2 separate regions of the Mus musculus genome follow, and region 2 is linked to region 1. Evidence: chromatin loops called from intact Hi-C (ENCODE). Cell type or tissue: left cerebral cortex. All regions are shown on one strand. Each heading gives the region's core, and the rest is flanking DNA. Links, peaks and the distances in the headings are about the cores only.

Region 1 (5,752 bases), core at 483-5,482:
AGACATAATAGAGAAAGCATTGACCTTACCTGGTCCCTAATGAGTTGGAAGTCAGAAAACCTCTCTCTCCTTCCTCTTATCTGGGATCGCCTGAGAAGAGACTCAGGTCTTGAGACAGCTTCTCAGTCCTCATCGCTGCCCAGATTCCGGGCAGCCCGAAGAGTGTGCGGCCTCGAAAGTCTGCGAATCTTCCTGGGCTTTCAAAATCAAAACCAGATCCAAACATCGCCAATGGAGCTCCCAGTCCAGATCACTTAAAAATCTCTTGGAAGACTCTCAAGCAAGTCCATCCCTACGAAAGGCCAAGCACTAAGCAGTGGCACGGAGCGCTGTCTCCTCGAGGCCCTGATAGCCCCGCAGACGTGAACGCCGGTCTCGCTAACTGGACCCAGACACCGCTTACCTTGTTTTCGCGGGCTCCAAGCTATCTCCACCTGGCTAGGCCCTATCTCCAGTGTATTCCCACAAACTGTGACATTTCTTTCCTCGTCTGCCTCTTGGCCTTTAGGACCCCAGCTCTATCCTAGTGGATGGCCGCACCATCCCGGGATCCCTTTCTCTCCCACTCAGGGCGCCTCTGTCCTGTAGCTTTCGCCACTTCTCTAAGCCCAGCCAATCCACCGCCCTCCAGCTGAGAGAACTGCTTCCCCTTCTCTTCGGCCCCAGAGCTCGGGGTTCCCAGGCTGGGGCGGGGGTGGGGAGCCGCTTTGGGATGCTAAACATCAAACAAGCCAAGCCTGGGGTTTCAGGCCCCGAAGCCACTAGAGCGGCTCTCCAGGGCTCTCGAGAAAGTCCTCGTGTTTACACGGCAGGGTTGGGTGGGGTGGGGGAGAGGAGCAAAGAGGAGGATGCTGTCTGCAAAATCCCCCCACTGCCTGAGCCATCGCGGCCTGGGTTGGGTGGGATACTTGTCAGGGGGCAGTTTCTAGGACATTTGTTCTATCGGCTCACTGGGAAAGCTTGCCCATCTTCCACCAGCTCAGTGCCAGGGCATCTCCAGAATGTTTATTTCTTTTCCTGGGAGGTCAGAACCGACCTGAGCCTGAGTTTTTGAAAGCCTTAAATAAGAGAAGACCTCTTCTAGATGCCGATCAGTTTGCAGATTGTGTGCTGGTAGGTGTCTCCAAACTGTGGGGACTTAAACCTTGAATCCAGCTCACCTTAAACCCAGCTCCTAGTTTCCTAAAGAGACACGCCCCAGTCAACATCCTAAGATTGCTTCTGTAGCTGACACACGTTCCCTAGGTAGGAGCTGGGAGAATCAGAGTGAATGATGACAAGAGAGGACCAAAGCCCAGTTTGTTGGGTCTCATTGCCAGGGCCCTCTGAGTTCACCTATCTCAGGGACAAGTAAACAGACTTCAAGCTAAACCGGCTGGGGAAGAATGTATTTGCTAGGAACTCCAACTAACCCAAGGAAGATAAGACAGAGTGCTACATTACCCTCATATTGTTACTCTTTTACAATGCAGAGAGCAAGGGCAGCTTGTGTCTAGAGCAGGCTAGGCCCTGTCCCTGTCTGGGCTTGTGCTGGCCAGTGGAACTGGTAGGGCTAAACTCAACCCTCACTTAGGAGTTGAACAGCAGCTGCCAACACCTGCCTCTCCTGAGCAAGAACAGCCTGCACTCCTTGTACGAACAGAAATAATTATGCTTTCCTGGTTTCATTTTTTCCCCCCAAAATGTGAGGTCTGCTAAGAGGAACCCCACACATACCCTGTAGGCTCTCAGGAGAGTCAACCAACTGTCCTTTCAGAATATCAGAGTACCTTCAAGCTATGAGAAGCCATATCCCAAAAGGCAGGACTGGTTTTCTCAGGAAGAGAAACCAGCTCCCATTACTAAGGCACGACAAGGTAGAAATTCCCTGGTCATCAGTGAAAAGACTGTCAGATTTAAGTCCATGCGTTTAAAAAAACAAAACAAAAACAAAACAAAACCCAACAACAAAACCAAACCAAACCCAAGATTCTGGGGGATAGATACAGTGGAGAAAAACTGAAAACAGAATGTGATAGAAGATGATGGAAAGAGGAGAGATGGGAGGTTAGCAGGGAAAAGATAGTTGAATATCTCAGTGAAGAGTGACCTTGTACTAAAAGCTCATCAATCGCCATAACAGACCCTTGCAGGCACCTGCATCTGCTGCCCACAGGCTGCCTTGCCTGTATCACTTTGCCAGGGGCGACCATACAAATCAACAACAGTTCACCCAAGGAGCTATAATTTTTGTCTCTGCCTTTAACTACTCTTCTACTCTGACTCCCGCCGCAACTGGGATGGTTTCCCCCAATATATGTATCTGATAAAAGTCAGAGGTGGGGATGAGGGCGGTTAAAATTATTTTGGTTTTGTTTTGGAGGATTAGTAGAAAGTTGGGGATAGGAGAAAGAATAATTGCTGAAACGGTTTATGCCTCTAGATATGGAATGTACTGGGATAAAGAAAGCTCAGTCCCCAATGTCTTGATAGAGAGAGGCATGCCTAAGCTGGCCACCAAGTCCACATGGAGACAATACACGAAGGAGAGTTCTTGGGGGTCAGGGGGAGCTGGTGATCCCCCCAGCAGGAGGAATCTCATTTGTTTGTTTGTTTGTTTGTTTAGAGTGTTGAAATAAAACCCAGAAATTCTTTACTTTTGGAAACCAGCAACCAAACAGAATCTAAGGGTGAGGAGTTTGGGTGAGAATTAGAAATACAGGTTTGGCATGCAAATGTACAAAAGCAATCTATGTACTAAAACTGATGGTTCCTTTGGAGTTATTTTAAGTGGGTGTCTCAGATGTGTAAAACCAGCTTTTGAGGCTCCCCCCCCAAACAAACACAAACAAAAATAAAGCAAAAACTAAACCAGGAAAGCTTGGCTCTTAAAAAAATAGCCCCCCTTTTTTTCTGTTTCTTCCTTTACTTCTCCCTCTAGTTTACTTTTCACTCTCTCTCTGAAATAGTCTCAGGACTGCTTAAGTTTTGGTTCCACTAACGTTCAAAACTGAGCGAAATTCCTTTTTCTTTTGGATAGAAACTCTGGAATTGACTTCCTTACCTGGGTCAGAATCCTGAGCTCAAACCCACGAATTTGGATCCCATCAGGTTTAATTCCAACCGCCTTCCCGAACCCATTAAAAGCCAAATCAAAACCAAACAAAAAGAAAAGGGTTTTAATCAGGAAAAAAACCATCTTTTTTAATTCGTATAATTTATTAGAAGCTTCTTAGGAACTATATTTAAGCCAAATATCTACATAAGTTACAACAGAAAAAAAAAAAGGATTGGTGCTGCAAATACCAAACTGCCAAATAATATACACAGGTTTGTCAATGCCCCTTGAAAAAGTGAGGGACTAGGGACTGGGACTGGGGTTCTTTTTACAACATAATGTACAGGTTACTAAAAACTAGGCATTTAGTCCAACTTTTAACAGCATTTTACAGCTACAAGTTCACATCAAACCTAAAACAATTTTCTGAAAGGCCAGCCTGGACTGAACCTGTAGGGCCAGAGGGCGCCTGGGAGGGGACACTTCCTTTGTGTCAGGTACAAATGGGTTATGCTGAAGACTTTCCTATCTCCAGCGTCTGTCCTCCCTTCTGAAACATACAAACAAACGAAAAATCCTGGTATTTACAAGCAAGCTCACTTTGCTGGCAGGGTGCATCCACAGAAAAGTTTTCCGTCTTTAGAGTTCAGGGCCATGGAAGCATAGAACAGGCTCCAAAACTGTGCCATGCCTAAGCTTGGGAACCCATTTGAACTACCAGAAAGACACCCCAAATTTGTTCTCTGTCCTTCTCTGTTTAAAGAATCCGTAAAGGGTTGAATTTGCTTGGCTGTTTCTATTTTCTTTTTATGTTAAAAAACAAAAAGTCTGCAAGTTTTAGATAGTAAAGAGAAAGGAAGGGGGGAAAGATGAAGGAAGAAGGAAACAGAAGAGGAGGGGGAGAAAGAAAAGAACGAGCGGGGACAAGAAGGAGGAAGAGGAGGAGGAGGAGGAGGAGGAGGAGGAGGAGGAGAAGAAGAAGAAGAAGAAGAAGAAGAAGAAGAAGAAGAAGAAGAAGAAGAAGAAGAAGAAGAAGAAGAAGAAGAAGAAGAAGAAGAAGTCGTCCAGCAGTTTGGTCTTTGTGTACTTTTCCTTGGTCTAAACATAAACAGATTCTTAAAAAAAGTAGAAGCGCGTGGAGCAGCGGGCGAATGGTGGTCTTTGCGGAAGGCAGAGGGGAAGCGTTGAGGTCGCGCGGGGCTCAAGCGCATCTCACGTCTCACCAGGTCCGACCATAAAGCAAGGTAGAACAAGACATGGCGCCATAGTCCGAGCCCGAGGAGTTCAGATGGGATAGGCTGGAGACCTGGCCCTGCAGCCCCGCGGGGCTGGCTGCGTGGTGCGCCAGGTCCGGGGACTGCCCTGCGCTGCCCGGCTGGTGGCCTGGGTGTGCTCCTAGACCCGCGCCACCGCTGCCCACTGAGATGGCCGCGGCAGCCGCTTGCGCCGCCTGCGCCTGCTGCTGAGCTTGTTGCTGCGCGTGGCTTTGCAGGCTTGCGGCTCCCGGGGCAGGGGCGCCCGCCTGGCAGGGTTTGCCGTCTTTGACTAGGACCGGCACGGCCACCCGGCGCGGCGACTGCTGCTGAGCTTGCTGCTGCTGCGGGCATCCCGCACCGCCACCGCCGCCTCCGCCGCCGCCGCTGTCCTGCTGCAGTTGTTGCTGCGCCGCCTTGTCCTTAGCCTGGCGCTTCATCTTGTAGCGGTGGTTCTGGAACCAGATCTTGACCTGCGTGGGTGTCAGGTGAATCATGCTGGCCAGATGCTCGCGCTCCGGCGCCGACAGGTACTTCTGTTGCTTGAAACGTCGCTCGAGCTCGTACACCTGCGCCTGGGAGAAGAGCACCCGGCGCTTCCGGCGGGGCGCACTGGGCAGCGGGGCCATGTTCTTGCTCACGTCCCCCAGCGAGCCCAGGCCGCCCATGCCACTCATATTCATGCCGCTCGCCGGGCCCATGAAGCGGGAGACTGTAAGCGACAAACGCACAGCGGTCGGCTGGGGCCGGGGCCGGGGCAACCCCGCTTTCTGTGCCCTTGGCCTGCCCGCCCCAACTTTCGACGGCATCCTCCTCACCTAGGCCGCCGCCTAGTGCTCTTTCCCAAAAGAGGCCCAGCTAGCGGGCCGTGCCGTCGAACTACTTAAGGGTTTAAAGTCTAGCTACTCCTCATTGGTATCAGTGTCCCTTTAGACCCAGAATGTGCAGTGAGGGAAAAGGGTTGCTTTGACTCCTTTCATGCCCAAGCCAGGTGGGAGACCCAAGGGTGCAGAGAGCTGGGGTCGGACGGTAGACCAAGTTCAGGAGCTTAACAAAAGGGAGTTTTCACTTACAAACGCCCCAGCTTCCAGGCGCTTGGCCTCTCTGGCTTTCTCTCTTGCGGGCTCTAGGTGAGGACAGCCACCCGCCCGACCCACGTAGAGCCTCCTCCAGAGCTGTGCGCCCTCCCAAGCCACCCAGAGGGAGACTTTTAGAAATCGAGGCAGCCCGACCGGGATGCATCCCAGCAGGGCGGCTCTCTCTACTCGCCCCTCCTGGTCCCTAACTCCTCTGGCCCGAGTTCCTAGCCTCCCTAGCCGAGTCCCGGGTGGGCCTTCCTTAGCTCCCTGAAGTCTTGAGCATCAAGTCTGTCCTTGGTGCCTGCGGTGGTCGGGTGCTAGCACCTGTCCGCAGGACCCCAGCTCTTCTAAGTACCTCCTTTGAAACCCTTGCCCAGCGGGGG
Region 2 (5,752 bases), core at 470-5,469, 86 kb after region 1:
GTGGTCGGGCGGAGGCTAGCCCACTACAGGCCAACTGCTAGGCCACAAACAAAGGGGAAATGGAGCTGGGACGCCCGGACCTGTTGGAAGCATTTGTTCCAGCAAAGATTTTGCATTTGTTCAGTCCGGAATAATGCGTGATTGATGTCTGCTCACAATGCGCTTTAGCTCCCTGGGATAAATCGGAGCTTGTCCGGTGTTGTCATGGTTTTCAATGGGATTCAATGGGATTGGGAGATCGATCGACTCTGCTGGCTGTCTTTCTGTGGTCCTGGCAATAGATTTATTAGTTATGTCTTTTTAAATGAGATTAAATTGAAATGACTGTGCTGACCTCTATGCAGAAAAAACTCCTGCGGGAGCCAGAGGTTTGGCGGGAGGTGGTAGAGTTTTAGAGAAGCCTAAGCGTAGATTCCCAGACTCTGTGAACTTGGAAGCTGTGCCAGGTGAAGCCGCTCCGGCCTGGAAACCTGTGCATCCTCTGCCTCTGGCAAAATGGACAATCTTGAGATTCTCTCTCTCCGATCTACCTCCCCCCCCCCCCCCCGCTCCTGCTTTCTCCCAAGACGAATAGATTTGGTAATTTCTCAGACTATTAGTTTCTGACTTTCATTCCCTCTCGATTTTCTCTGACCTATCTATGCTGGGATTCATCGTCTGTAGACTCTGATCCACCTTGCAGGACATTCCAGGAGTCTATGTGTTAACTTTTCAGTTTGTGAAGGACTCTCCAGATGACTGTGGCCCCGCATTTAACAATTTTAGGAAGAAGCAGGATAGGCAATGTACAAGTCTTCCTTGGGATGATTGACCTCTCTTAGCCTTTTAATCTATTTAACATTCTAAAACCACACTGATGTGTAGAAATAAGCAAATGACGCTCTTCAGCTCTTAAGAGCTCTTCAGCATCAAATATTTGCTTTTGGCTCCCAAGCTCTGCATCCCCTTTGTAGCAGCTGTGTTCTGAGAGAGAACATGGATTTGGGGTGTGTTCTAAATATCAGTTCCCGCTTCACATTCTCCAGCCCCGGCCTTGTGTGCATGTATTTGTCCTGGGAAAGGTCACACTTCTTGGTCATACAGAGCCCGGTCATTTCCCTGCTCAAACACATCCTTGAATATTCGCCTTCTTCCTAGGGTTCTTTTCTGGAACTTTATATCCATTCTTTCCCAGAGTCTGCACCCAAAAACACCTGAGGAGGTTGTCCCATGCAAACTATGCCTTCTGAAAAAAAAACAGAGAGGAGGAGGCATTTCTTAGAGGAAGTGACTTTCTTCACTGCCTCTTCTACCTCAGAGAATGAAAGGCTTAGGTGTAGAAAATTATTTCAATACCAGGCCAGTAGGAAAAGAGTGAGAAGAACTCTTTGCATACCGGAGATACATGTGTGTGCATCCTGCCCCAGCCCCATACACAAGAGATTCTTGGAATTATAAGTTAATATCTATCTCTCTTATGGGGCATTTTTTTTCTAGATTTTCAAATGTTGGTTAGTGTTTTAGTCAGCAATGCAGCACAGTTTGTGAGGATTGTTGCTTAATTGTGAGGCTTTGTTTCCCTGTAGTTGGGTCTAGTACATCCTAACTGGAGTAAGTTTTAATCTTTGGAGGTGTGGTATGCTGAGAATGTTTGAACCATTCACACATTTCAAATCTTACACAAAGATGCTTAGCACAGCGGATGCTTAAAAGGTACTACTAGGAAATTCCTCCTCCTCCCTCTCTCTCCTTCTCCTTCTCTTTCTCCTCCTCCTCCCTCTCCCCCTTCTCCTTCTCTTTCTCCTCCTCCTCCCTCTCTCTCCTTCTCCTCTTTCTCCCCCTCCTCCCTCTCCCCCTTCTCCTTCTCTTTCTCCTCCTCCTTCCCCTTCTCTTTCTCCCCCTCCCCTTCTCTCTCTCTTTCTCCTCCTTCTCCTCTCTTCCTCCTCCTCCTCCTCCTCCTCCTCCTCCTCCTCCTCCTCCTCCTCCTCCTCCTCCTTTTTCTGTTTCATAGATTTCTGCAACTCTATACGGTGAGGGGAGAGGCAATGCTGTGGAATCATCTTGACAGACGGAGGGCCCTCCACTACCAGGGCATTTTACCTCACAGCAGCTGCTCTCCCCCTCTTTAATCAGTTGTTGGATAAAATAGCAAAAGGAGGGCTGGAGAGATGGCTCAGTGGTTATAAGCACTGGCTGATCTTCTTCTAGAGGTCCTGATCCCAGCAACCACATAGTGGCTCACAACCATCTGTAACGGGATCCGATGCCCTCTTCTAGTTTGTCTGAAGACAGCTAAAGTGTGCTCAGACATAAAATAAATAAATACATCTTTTTTAAAACATATTTTATCGCTTAGTGTCAAGTAGCAAGATATGAGATGCTCTATAAGTCTTTTAAAGTAAGGTTTTTCCATTGCTGGTGCTGTTGTTCCTGGTCTCTGGGGGAAAAGATTTTTCTTTTTCTCTTATGTTCATCCAGTAGTTTAAGTAGACACTATACATGCATTTTACATCTCTATACATATACATATACATACATATACATATTCAGTAAAATGGTTCTTCTCATTTAAAGCTGTTTAATTAAATGTGCCTGCACTCCTCTTCCTAAAAACTTAACAAGTAAGAGTTTAATTTTAAAAACTGGTTTATTTATTAACGATTCTAATCATTTTCATGCCTTCCAGTGGCATAAAAGTATTTGTTCTTACATGGTTTGTAAATTGTCAGAATCAAAATAGCTATACAGCATGCCAAACATTATTTGTCTAGATCTAAAATTCTTACTTTTGTTTCATCTTTTTGTTAAAGGTTTACTTTGTTATACTTTATTAAATGTGTGTATATATATATATGACTACTATAAATAAGTAAATTATATCATAGAATATATATGTATATGTATATATATGTGTATATATATAATTTGACTGGTATAACTATAGATTATAAAATACAGAATTCTTACTAAGTTTTACATAACAAAAGATCCAGGCTTTAGATCAATCACAGTTGGTGTTATGTACAGAGAAGATCACACTTAGTATAGGCTATGTATGGTGTTATGTATAGACAAGGAAGATGGACTCCAGACCACATTTTATGACCAGTACCTTGCACAGACTAATTTACTGTGCATGCTGAAAACCAACCACTAGCACTTCAGTTGAAGCCTTTAAAACAAGGTAGCCATACAGTATAAAAACATTGTAATAAGGCCCTTAAAAATAGCTTCACTCTGTTTTGAGGTCATCTTCAAATATTTACTGCACATTGTTAAAGTGGGATATTATTCTTTCTATTGGCAGCAGTTTAAACTACATACCAAAGCAGTCATTCTAGATAAGTGTTTGTTGATACTTTATTAAGGCAATTTCTCAAGGACTAAAGATTCACACATTCAATGTTGACAGCACTAACAAGAATGTCACTTTAGCTTTGGAACTTCTGAGAATGTTTCACTGCATACTTACCCTTATAGTTCATCCTGAGTCAGGATAGAACAGCCAGGAGAGCTGGAGCTTAAGGCGAGCCTTGAAGACAGACTGTGGTAGCCCCAGAGGACCTAAAGGAGGAAGGGCCCCCTAAGTAGACAGTATTAGAAAGAACAGTTTATCAGGTTATGGAAGGAGTAAGCTCACTTAAAGCTACAGTCTGATGACTTCAGGGGAGAAAGTATGGGTGGACGATTCCACATGACAGTGCTTCTTTTTCCCTTCAGGTTTTATATTTTAAAAATCAACTACAAGAGATAAACTTTGGCATTCAAACTCTCTCAAGTTGTGCTATTTAGTTTACTCTTCCATTGTCCTTTGGAGGGGAAAAAATCTTTCTCCTTATTCAAGGGGAGGTAAGAAAAATGTCCTGCAACAAAATGGAAAAAGAAAGAGAAAAAAAAATCCTCTATGTGTTTTCCTGCAGCTCTGGGAACCCCTTACCCAGCATAGGTGCCTGCCTTTGTGTTCTTGAGTAAATGGGTGTTTACCCTGAAGTCACATACCACACAAAGGGAACAACAAAAATAAAAATGTCCTTCGTGTTCTGTTTTTCAATCGTTTGTGTGGAGGAGGCTCTCTCTCGGCCTTTATCACTGCCAGTGAAAAGTCCCTCATTGGAGAGGCATTCCACTCACCCTGCTTCTGGGCACAGTGGGCTTCCATGGAAACTGCCTCTGGAGCCTACAGGCAAACACAGATATAAATGATGAGGCTAAATACTGCGCATTTTAGGTTTAGCTTTATCAAAGACAGGGATGAAGAAAGGTGTTTAAGACTCCTTGAAACTTATTGTTTCTGCTTGTCGTTTCTTGAACCAACCAAATCAACCAATAAATAAAGAAATTACAACAAACATATAAAACATTTTACTATCGACATCGATAAAACCAACCGAAGACAATTACTTGTAAGTTGGACGTACTTCAGTTAGGAAATAACTTAGAAATTACTCGGTTTAAGCATAGTCTCCCAAACTTCAAAATAGATATGTACTATGTAGTTAATACAATCTTCATGTCTGGTAAAACCATGGTTTTTACAGATGGCTTCAAAAATAATAGTTTCATTATCTCTAAGGTAATGAATGCGTTATATATTTTTCTGAGTTGATTTGAGATTTAAGGGAAATATACAAAAACCCTAGAGTTTCTTCTCCAGAATGTGTTTCTTGTATAATGGCTCCATCCTTAAATACAATTGGCTTATCCTTAAAATATCATTTTTTTGCTTTGTCACATGAAGCTCGAGGAAAGGAAAGCACCTCAGAAAACTTCCGTTTTTTTTTTTTTTTTTCTATTTCATCTTTTTAGCAAGCTCTCATTTAACTTAGAACTAACTCCACGTTTCTCCCCTTAGGTTTACGGCCATTCTTCTTCCAGCACGCCTCTCTCACGGTCCACATGAACTAAGAGCGATAAGGATCAGTGACTGACGTGTCCACCCTGGGCAGAGTGTCTTGATTGCTCATTTGCACTGCCGGCTCATTACACCGCATCAGGCTGTTCATACTGGACTATCCTAGATGGCTACAGCATCAAGACACACACATTCTGGGTCTGTACTTCAAACACAGTTGTTTCCTTGGTCGATGGAAGCAGGTGTTTTGCGTGATAGCTGCTTCTTTGGTTTTGTTGTTTGAACAAAATCACAATTTTATTCTTTTAATGTAAATACCACAAAGAAAGCAACAGTGTAATTACACACAGACGAGAGAGCAGACAAGCTGTTCTGAAAGTCATATACAGTTTTGGGATTTTAATCAAAGAAGGAGCAGATAAGGTCCCTCTGGACGGTTGCTCTATTGTATCTATTGTATCCTGTTTAAACAGAAGAGATTTTTCAGTTGGAATGTGGCTGTTTGTCATCTAAGCCATTTTTAATTTCTGGGGTTGCTGATCCCATAAGAGTTCAGGTGACTTAGAGAGTGGAGGGAAAAAAAGAATAAGAATAGAGTATATTTTTTGCTTTAGGATCAGACTGTTTCTTTGGTAATTGATATTTTCTATGAAAATTTGTTTCTAAAACTACTCGCTTTCAGTTCTGACTTCATTCATGAGAACTTCTGAGCCACGGGGGTGGGGGGGTGGGGGTGGGGAAATGTGGCAACCATGCCTGTGTATCAGGGATTGTTTCCAAGTGTGCTGGTCTTGAGTGAACTACTGGTGCATAGCACAGAGTGATGACAGAATCAGACATTTCTTTCAATAAACTCACCTCTACCCTGTATGCGTGTTCCCTTTAAGCCAAAGGATTAAGCTCCAAAACAACATTAGAAGG

The links. Hi-C counts contacts between places; a loop is a spot of excess contacts. Peaks named below come from ENCODE experiments on the same cell type or tissue, not always from the same donor. Only the 100,000 strongest peaks of a DNase experiment are listed, where the experiment ranks them.
Region 2: it touches region 1 in a loop (2.3-fold over the local background); 7 of 42 quality-filtered maps call a loop at or near these places.

What each region holds. Positions count from the first base shown.
Region 1 is chr12:56,528,779-56,534,530 of GRCm38, forward strand. It overlaps Nkx2-1 (NK2 homeobox 1), which reads right to left. Exons shown (of 3, transcript NM_009385.3): 3 at 3,157-5,002. The coding sequence ends at 4,257. Sfta3-ps (surfactant associated 3, pseudogene) reads right to left here and starts at 642. Exons shown (of 7, transcript NR_045082.1): 1 at 30-642. In left cerebral cortex, for the core only: no CTCF peak of the experiment used is centred there; a DNase peak (open chromatin) is centred at 3,555.
Region 2 is chr12:56,614,644-56,620,395 of GRCm38, forward strand. Gm26973 (a long non-coding RNA gene) reads left to right here. Exons shown (of 6, transcript XR_872771.2): 4 at 4,832-5,029; 5 at 5,719-5,752. Among named protein-coding and RNA genes, the nearest start is that of Nkx2-9, 4.2 kb to the left of the region's middle. In left cerebral cortex, for the core only: no CTCF peak of the experiment used is centred there; no DNase peak of the experiment used is centred there.